Linked DNA regions of Homo sapiens: region 2 is linked to region 1. Evidence: read pairs that join two places in POLR2A ChIA-PET (ENCODE). Cell type or tissue: OCI-LY7. All regions are shown on one strand.

Region 1 (5,000 bases):
GAAAGAGGATGTGGGCTTTGTTTATTTGTTCATTTTATTGCTTTTGTTTGTTTTGTAACTCTGGGCTTTAAGAAGATAGTATTAGAAACTTATCGGTTGGAAGGAAGAGAGGGTTTCCAAATTACTTGCCCTAAATCTGGATTTAAGGAACTCTGAGACATAAATTGAGATAAGAGCAACCTTTTTTTTTTTTTTGAGACAAAGTCTCGCTCTGTCCCCCAGCCTGCAGTGTGATGGCATGATCTCAGCTCACTGCAACCTCCGCCTCCTGGGTTCAAGCGATTCTCCAGTCTCAGCCTCCCGAGTAGCTGGGATTACAGGCGCCTGCCACCACGCCTGGCTAATTTTTGTATTTTTAGTAGAGACGGGGTTTCACCATGTTGACCAGGCTGGTCTCGAACTCCTGCCCTCAGGTGATCCACACGCCTCGGCCTCCCAAAGTGCTGGGATTACAGGTGTGAGCCACTGTGCCCGGCCGATAAGAGTACCTTTTAAGATTTAATTAAAATTTGCTTGAGGCTTCTTCCCAAGCTCTGTGAGGGGTCTAATTATTTCCCTGGGTTTATGTTAATTCCTGAGGTTTTGCAGACACATGTTCACTTCCAGTTCCACAATCCTGCTCTTGCTGAATGCACGCCTCTCTTGGTGTCTACTTCTGCTGTTGTCATCCTTTTCTGCTCTGGGACAATCTCGTTCTGGAACTCAACCTCTTTTCTTTGATTTATCCCAAACCACTTTCCCAAGGCAAAGGCTTGTACAATCCCATATCTGTATCTTTAATTTTTCTCCCCTCTCCTCTCTTTTTTTTTAATTAATTTTTTTAATTTAATTTTTTTTTTGAGACCAGTTTCTGGAAGTTACACTCTTTGACCCAGGCTGGAGTGCAGTGGTGCGAGCTAGGCTCACTGCAGCCTCCACCTCCTGGGTTCAAGCAATTCTCCTGCCTCAGTCTCCTGAGTAGCTGGGATTACAGGCATGTGCCACCATGCCCAGCTAATTTTTTAAATATTTTTAGTAGAGACGGGATTTCGCCATGGTGGCCAGGCTGGTTTCGAACTCCTGACCTCAAGTGATCCGCCTGCCTTGGCCTCCCAAAGTGCTGGGATAACAGGCATGAGCCACCGCGCCCGGCTCCCTCTCTTCTCTTGACTGTTCTACTCCCACTCACAAATTATTGTTGATGTTTAGATGTGGAGTGGTTTAGCTATAACTTTGCTATCTTATATTCTTTCATCCAGTGGCCCCAGGGTCTTTCCACCCACAAGTGGCTAATCAAGGCATTTTTCCAGACAAAGACAGTTCTCTAAGAGGAACTTTGGTATAAATTCTTTAAAGTATATATATGTGTGTGTGTGTGTGTGTGTGTGTGTGTGTATGCACATATACACATCTATACACACAAACACGTACATATATACACATATATAATATATATGCATATACATACATCATATATCATGCATTGTAGATATGTATATAATATATAAAGTATACAGATAATTACATGAATACATATTTATTTATTTATTTTATTCATTTATTTTTGAGACAGGGTCTCAACTCTGTCACCCAGGCTGGAGTGCAGTGATGCAATCTTGGCTCACTGCAACCACCACCTCTTGGGTTCAAGCAATCCTCCCACCTCAGCCTTCCGAGTAACTGGGACCACAGGCACGTGTCACTATGACTGGCTAATTTGTATTTTTGGTAGAGACATGTTGCCCATGCTGGCGCATAAATACATACGTATTTAAATCTATATACATATTATATGTATACACACACACACATATATATATACTCCACTGCATAGATTCAGTCATCTACACATCTAAACCACCTTTACTGTGGAATTAGTGAACTCTTTAGCTCCTCCCTTAGTCTGTTTCTTATTCTCATCTTTATTTCTCATTAAACTGATTATAATATATAAATATATTTCTTATATTTATCTCATCTTTATTTCTTATTCTCACCATCATTTTATTTCTGCATTGCCATACACCTTTCTTTCTGATTAAAATTAATCCCATCCAGTTTGCACTGTTGAGTTTATAAAATGGGAGACTGGAAATATCTGTTCAGTCACACACTGATTCAATCATACATTCATTCAACATACAATAATTGAGCACCTACAATAGAATACCATATTGGGTCCTATAGAAGAGACGGATAAAAGGGAGGGGGTCCATGCCTTCAGAAACTTAAAATCCAGCTGGATGTGCAACACTTAACACACACGAAACAAAGCATCCTCAAATGCACAATTCTCATCAGAGGAACAGCAAATTAGAGCAGAAAGCTAAAGCTTTGCCATGCACACCAATGCTGCTATATCAGCAGAATGAGCAGGAGGGGGAGAAAAGCCACTGTGGTTAAAAGAAACTGCTGGCCTATGGATTTTTTTAAATTACAATTTGCATGCTCTTCTAACAGTGTTAGTTCTGCTTAGGTGGCAGAGTGGCTTTCCTGAAAGTATGAGCTCAGCCTTGTCTTATGCCTGTTTAAAGAAAGAGGTCAGGTAAAGTGATTGTAGTAATAGCACCAAGCTGGTTGAAAACCACAGTATCTCTCAGATGGCACCAAAAACACCCACACGATGGAAAATTTTTGCCTGCTAAAAGCCGCTTGAAGTTGTTTCAGAAACACATATGAGCAGTATTTGCTCTTCTCCTTGGGAGTGTTCTCGAGGAAAACAGCTTTCCAAACTTAACATGTTAAGGTAGTAGAACAGTCTAGTGGCCTGAGTGAATTTTGGATTGAGCAGCAAGTGGGCCTTGAGTATTCAGGTAGCAAGTGGTCAAGGAGAATTTGGAGCTGGTCAGTGCCTGGCTAAACTGCATGTGCCTTGAAGAGAAGTCCTTCAGATCCACCTGTGTCTACACAAATTCATGAGTGACTGGTGCCGTGAATTCAGTCCCACTAACGCACCAGCTGTGCTTTTTGGTAGTTGTTTCCTTTTCTTGGCAATTTGGTTTTAGGTTGTGTCAAAAGGGGAAGACACAGAACTGAGACAAGGCAAAATTATAAGACATGTATCTTATTTTTTAGCTTCTCTATATCACTATATTTGAGGTGAAGGATTTAATCCTTATATAGCTCTTCCAAATCTCTTCATACAGTACCACAATTTATAACTGAACTCTATACTGAATAATCATTTAAAGCATTTTAAACTACCTTGGAAGAGAAATGAGTAATGACTCAATATATTTGCAAAAACCCATACTGTATCTATTGTAGGATGTCTACATAAAAACTGAATAACCCCATCAGTGTTCATTTGACATCAAAGTGGACCTAGGGGCAGAAAACAAAAGGACTCTCATCTTAAGGGCTGATAAATGTAGTCTATGTGTGGTATTGATAATTTTTTTAATTCACAGATCAAATATATTTTAATGTACACATGGAAGAATTTAACTATGAAGTTCATGAAGAATGGCAAGTATTAACATACTGAAAGATGGTATTCATGTGCAGGAGAAAGATAATCATCTGTTTCTCAATGATGGCAACATGCAATAAATGACTTCCTTCCGTAGAACCTCCAAATTAGAGTAATTCGTGTATTTCCCGTTTCACATTCTAGGAAAGTAAGTTATATCATGCTTTTCTAAGAACTGGTTGTTTTTCCTTGCATACTTCTATGACAAAATTTAAAATAATTTATTTGTAAGAGGATATACTGATGGTCTTAATTTGAAAACATTTAGTGAGATGTACCTGGCATACTAGATGTGATACTAAAAGAACTTGTGGGGCCGGGCACAGTGGCTCATGCCTGTAATCCCAGCACTTTGGGAGGCCGAGGCTGGCAGATCACCTGAGGTTGGGAGTTCGAGACCAGCCTGACTGACATGCAGAAACCCCGTCTCTAGTAAAAATACAAAAATTAGCCAGGCATGGTGGTGCATGCCTGTAATCCCAGCTACTCAGGAAGCTGAAGCAGGATAATTGCTTGAACCCTGGAGGCAGAGGTTGCGGTGAGCCAAGATCGTGCCACTGCACTCCAGCCTGGGCAACAAGAGCGAGACTCCGTCTCAAAAAAAAAAAAAAAGAAAAGAAAAGAAAGAAAGAAAACTTGTGGCCAGGAGAGGTGGCTCACGCCTGTAATTCCGGGTGTCTCTGGCTCTGGCTCTGTCTCTCTTGCCCAGGCTGGAGTGCAGTGGCGTGATCTCAGCTCACTGCAACCTCCACTTCCCGGGTTCAAGTGATTCTCTTGCCTCAGCCTCCTGAGTAGCTGGGACTACAGGCACGTGCCACCATGCCCGGCTAATTTTTTTGTATTTTTAGTAGAGATGGGGTTTCACAGTGTTAGCCAGGATCTTCTCGATCTCCTGACCTCGTAATCTGCCTGCCTTGGCCTCCCAAAGTGTGCTGGGATTACAGGCGTGAGCCACCATGCCTGGCCTCCGGTGATTTTTAATATATTTCTCTCTCTCTCTCTCTCTACATACATACATATATATATATATATATATATATATATATATATATATGTATGTATGTATGTATATATGTGCGTGTGTGTGTGTGTGCGTGTCTGTGTGTGTGTGTGTGTGTGTGTGTGTGTGTGTGTGTGTGTGTGTGTATATATTTTTTTTTCTGAGACAGAGTCTTGCTCTGTTGCCCAGGCTGAAGTGCAGTGGTGTGATCTCAGCTCACTGCAACCTCCACCTCCTGGGTTTAAGCGATTCTCCTGCTTCAGCCTCCTGAGTAGCTGGAACTACAGGCATGCACAGCCACGCCCTGCTAATTTTTGTATTTTTAGTAGAGACAGGGTTTTGCAATGTTGGCCAGGTTGGTCTCAAACTCCTGAGCTCAAGCAATCCATCAGCCTCGGCCTCCCAAAGTGCTGGGATTACAGGTGTGTGCCACCATGCCCATCCAATTATTATTTGAATTTTAACAATGATCATTACTTCTATCATCAGAAAGACCCATTAAAGATATTTCCATTGTAAAAATAACTGCATAGAAAAAATTGGCTTCCT
Region 2 (5,000 bases), 130 kb after region 1:
AAGGTCCTTGAAAATTTTTGGATCTTTGCAAGATCTGTTAACCCATAGCCACACAGAATCTTTAATTTGCGCATTCTTGGCTTTGACTAATGTCATTTCATGTTCAGCTATCCTATGACTGGAATAAAATGATTTGGTACTTTTTTTCGATAGTTGTTCTGTGTGATAAGACTTGTCTTAAATATTTAGCTCGTTGGAAGTTTGTATAAATCATTGCTGGAATTAAGGAAGTAATTTGAAGGAGCATTGCTATATAGGCTTATCAGCAATTACAAATAAAATTATAGTGAATAAAAGAGGTTTCAAAGATGTAATACTAAAGAATGTCTGCACTGTTATCAAGGAATTAAATTTTACTAGAACAAGTCATTAAGGTAAAATTTTACTAGTAATAAATTTCCCAAGTATTACTAATTTTCTGAAAACAGTGGAATTAAGAATATATTTTTTTCAAAGCAGTCAGGAAGAAAATTGTTTATATAATATAAAACCCATTGTGCTTTTGTCTGGCTACTACTAGTTCATATATTGTACACATTTCTCATATATATGTACAGCATCTATCAAAAAATTCATCTTAAACTTGCTTTTGAGTACTTGGATTTGTTTCAAATTCTTACATATTTGTTAATAATTCCAGAGAAAGAAGGTCCAGAAAAGAAGAAGACAAAAAAGGAAGCTGGAAATAAGAAATCCACACCAGTTAGCATTCTTTTTGGTTATCCACTCTCTGAGCGAAAACAGATGGCACTTCTTATGCAGATGACAGCAAGAGACAACAGTCCAGGTGATACCTACCATCATTGAGTTAATGTGTATCCCTAGTTTTCCTCAGGCAACTGTAGTCTCGTCTTAACAATTATTTTAACTACTTTTAATTTTTATTCTTTCTTGGATTTAATCAGAATTACTTGTAAGTCAGTGGTAATTTTATGATTATTTGTGTGACAGTTTATCATCTGTATCCTCTGCTAAAGTAGAAGCTATACAAGAGTAGGGCTCTTTACACCATGTGTAATCCATGTTTTATTAAGATCTAAATTTTTTTATAAGGAAAAATGTCAGCAGTATATTAACAGTCATTTTATATTTCATGTCACATTTCCAGCTAAGGTGTTGTGCCACATGTATGTATGTTTATTTATATACTGTGTTCTCCAAAAATAATTGATGATGACTTACCAGCAGGACAAAAACAAAAAGGGAACAAACCAAACAACATGGTAATTTATAAAAGGGAGCTAAAAAGGTAGATAAAATCCAGGCAACTGGCCTGAGATAGTTATTACTATTCACATCCTGGCAGCTAAAAGTACAAAAGAAAATTTTTGAGTTACATAGTTCTCATTGACTGATTCAAGAAAGTAAATCACTTTTGTCTGGAGAAAATTTCTTTTGGCCCTGAATTCAAAGCAATTTTATGTAAGACTCTGGGTTACGTAACAGTCCATGTTGAAATGCATTGAAAAAGATAATTTTTCAGTGAGTTTTTCCTGTATTGCCTCTTTTTAAAAAACGGGATGACATGGTTAAATTCTTAAGAGTTTCTAAATATTATAATTTCAAAGCATGAGCGTATCTAATATCTGTCACTGCTAAAAAAATGTTTTAGGGCTTCCTGCTTTTAAAAATAGAGTACGTTGTGGTTACTCACTCCTACCTTTTCCACCTCCAACATGGGAAAGTCTGTGACCAAATTAAAGTCATTTTGCCATGTAAAAACTTTGACTGTTTCTGTAAAATTTTGACTTTGACTTTAAGTCTGATTTAATATTTTAAATGGAAAGACATTTATTAAAACTGATTTTTTAAAATAGCGTGAACCTTTGTCCTTAAAGTAAATTAAAAGACCAACAGACAAAAAGTAAAAGTCTTTCATCTCCAATCACCTCCCCTCAAGAGGTGACCACTGTTAACAGTTTCTTATCTTTATTTATGTAGCTTTTCTAGGCATAAACTTACAAATACGTATCTTTTGTTATGGGTTAATTTTTTTTTCTTTTTTAGTATAAATAGGAGTACACTATAATACTGTTCTGCAGTTGGTCTTTTTAAGGGTGATTCTTAGTCAACTCTCTATTAATATGTATAGAATTAGAATGGAAAACTTTTGAAATATCAAGCAGTTTGCCATCATACAGATATACTTGGAGTTTGTGGTTGTTTTATTCATTAGATAAGTCTTTAGATTTTAAGAAATTCAGCAAGCAAATTCTCTTCACAAATAATTTGACTATAAGGATTACATTAAAATTTATTCATTCAACAAATATTTCTTGAATACCGCTGTGGTATATGAGAAGTCTTCTAAGCAGTGATGAGTAAGATAGATAAGGCCCTTTTCTTTGGGAGTGTAAATTTCTAGAAAAACTTCTGTAGGAAACTATTACCGAGACAATGTACTTTAAAATCCAAAAGGTAGGGCCGGGCATGGTAGCTCGAGCCTGTAATCCCAGCACTTTGGGAGGCTGAGGCAGGCAGATCACTTGAGGCCAGGAGTTTGAGACCAGCCTGGCCAACATGGTGAAACCCTGTCTCTACTAAAAAATACAAAAATCAGCCGGGCATGGTGGCACACGCCCGTAATCCAGCCACTCGGGAGGCTGAGGTGGAAGAATTTCATTTCTTGAACCCGGGAGGTAGAGGTTGCAGTGAGCCTAGATCAAACTACCACGCTCCAGCCTGGGCAACAGAGTGAGACTCTGTCTCAAAAAAAAAAAAAATCCAAAAGATGAACCTTACACTTTTTTTTTTTATTGAGGAAAGGATGGTATTGCCTTAGAGCTCTAATCGTGTCAGGTTTTAAACTGGTAAAAATTATTTTCCATATATTTCTTTTCTCTTAGAGCAGTTCCTTTTATATAGTTGTAAATTTTCAGAATTAATTAACACTGTATATATGTCTTGAATCCTTAATTAAGAAACCAGTTTTTGTTTTTTTGTAGTTTTGAAATTGGAGAGGAGACTTTGGGCATCATCTAATTTAACTTTTTTTTTTTAAATATAGAAACTAGAACAAATATCAAAATATGAGAATCAAGGCAAAGCAGTTTTTAAAGGCCCTTTTCCAGACTACCCTTATTTTTTGTAGCTCTTCTCTTTCATTTTCATAGTAAAATCGTTATGACCTTGATTTGCACATAATATAAGAACAGAAGAACTCCAATGCTTTGTCTGAGTCAGAAGTGTGGACTCCAGCCTTCAATTTCACTTCCTCTAGGTCTTAGAATAATAGCATAACATACCTAGGAAAAATGTTTCATAGTTCATCACATCATTCATTAAGGAAACATTTTAGAGTACGTATTTGATACTTTATCATTTTAAACCAATTTTATGAATTGACAAAACATTTTTTTTAATTGGCTAATGATATTTGATAACCCTGAAGGGAAGATCTCTGTGTATTTGGGTCATTAACGGATCATCCAAGTCAAGGTTTAGGTTGTTAGGGTGAGAAGGCATTCCTTGTGTTTCAGGAGATTAGCATATTACCAATAAAAACATTTAAATAAGTATACAGAATATTTAGCCTAGAACTTCTGCTAACTTTCTTCTTTCTTACAGATTCCACACCAAATCATCCATCACAAACAACGCCTGCCCAAAAGAAAACTCCCAGTTCTTCATCTCGACAGAAAGATAAAGTTAATAAAAGAAATGAACGTGGTGAAACTCCTTTACACATGGCTGCTATTCGAGGAGATGTGAAACAAGTTAAAGAATTAATAAGTTTAGGGGCAAATGTGAATGTGAAAGATTTTGCAGGTAAGACTAGTAATTCAATACCTACTATTCAGGCACTAAAATTTAAACAGATCCTGGTTACAATTTAATCTACATTCTTTTATTCATTTTGCTGAAATGAAAGAGTTCTAAAAATACTCTTTATTACAAAACTTTTGGAGTTCGTACATAAAACCCCTGATTTCTACTACAATTCCATGTCAATAATTACTCATATTTTTATATACTAAACTTATACTTTAGTTGACATATTACTTGCTGTATAGTTCTTTATCCAAGTTAGGTTTTGCCCTAGATGAATTTGAGTTATATGTTTTCAAAGTAGTTGATTCATTCATAAGTATTTTAAGAACATTTATTAACTTGAACCATGAGGACTGTAAGAGTGTGGTGTTATTACTTTCATTTTCATTATTCAAGTAGCATACCAGTACATTCTTGCTGTAAATAATTCAACAGTAAAAGTATGTAGGGAACAATTCAAAAATTTTCTTTAATTTCACATACTGCACAACCCTACCCTCCCTCCCACACAGGTTCTTTCTCTTCCATAGAACTATGGTTAACGCTTAGGAGGTTACTCATTCAGTTCATTTTTATTATATATGTATAAAGCAAATACTTACTTATATATTGGCTTTTTAAAGTGAAATCATTCCATCTGTATCAATCTGTAGTTCTGCAACCTGCCTTAATGTCTTACAGATATTTCTATATATTCTTACAGTATATATAGGTAGGCCTACTCCATTAATTTTTAATAGCTGCATAATATTTTCTGGTATAGCATTCCGTAGGCAACACTGTAGTAAATACCTATATAGAAACATCTTTGTGTATATTTATGGAAGTATTTCAGTAGAAGTGAAATTGCTAAATCAATGGAGATACATGTTTTAGATTTTTGAAATAATGGAAATTGCCCCCCCCAAAATTCTGTATCAATTCATACTACCATCAAGAGTATATAAAAGAGCCATTTTCCTCATATCTTCAGTAAAACTGGATATTATCAACTTTTAATTATTAACAATCTGAAGAATGAAAAAAATCTTAATTTGGATTTTCATGATCAGTAGTGATGGTAAACATTTCTTATGTTTATTATAAACTTATGTGTATTTTATGAATTGTTAGATCCACTCCTTTGCTCATTTTCTTTTGGTTTAGTCCTGTTTTTAATCTACAAGAGCCTTTATTTAGTCTAGATTTTCTCTATCAAATATGTAAAGATTTTCACAGTCTGTGGCTTA

The links. ChIA-PET counts read pairs that join two places held together with the same protein. Peaks named below come from ENCODE experiments on the same cell type or tissue, not always from the same donor. Only the 100,000 strongest peaks of a DNase experiment are listed, where the experiment ranks them.
Region 2: POLR2A ChIA-PET joins it to region 1 with 6 read pairs; 4 of 35 experiments call an interaction of 5 or more read pairs at or near these places.

The regions. Positions count from the first base shown.
Region 1 is chr18:9,080,467-9,085,466 of GRCh38, forward strand. No RefSeq gene overlaps it. Among named protein-coding and RNA genes, the nearest start is that of NDUFV2, 20 kb to the right of the region's middle. In OCI-LY7, no CTCF peak of the experiment used is centred here; a DNase peak (open chromatin) is centred at 2,415; H3K4me3 peaks cover 662 bases.
Region 2 is chr18:9,208,017-9,213,016 of GRCh38, forward strand. It overlaps ANKRD12 (ankyrin repeat domain 12), which reads left to right. Exons shown (of 13, transcript NM_015208.5): 5 at 641-787; 6 at 3,568-3,768. Among named protein-coding and RNA genes, the nearest start is that of ANKRD12, 74 kb to the left of the region's middle. In OCI-LY7, no CTCF peak of the experiment used is centred here; no DNase peak of the experiment used is centred here.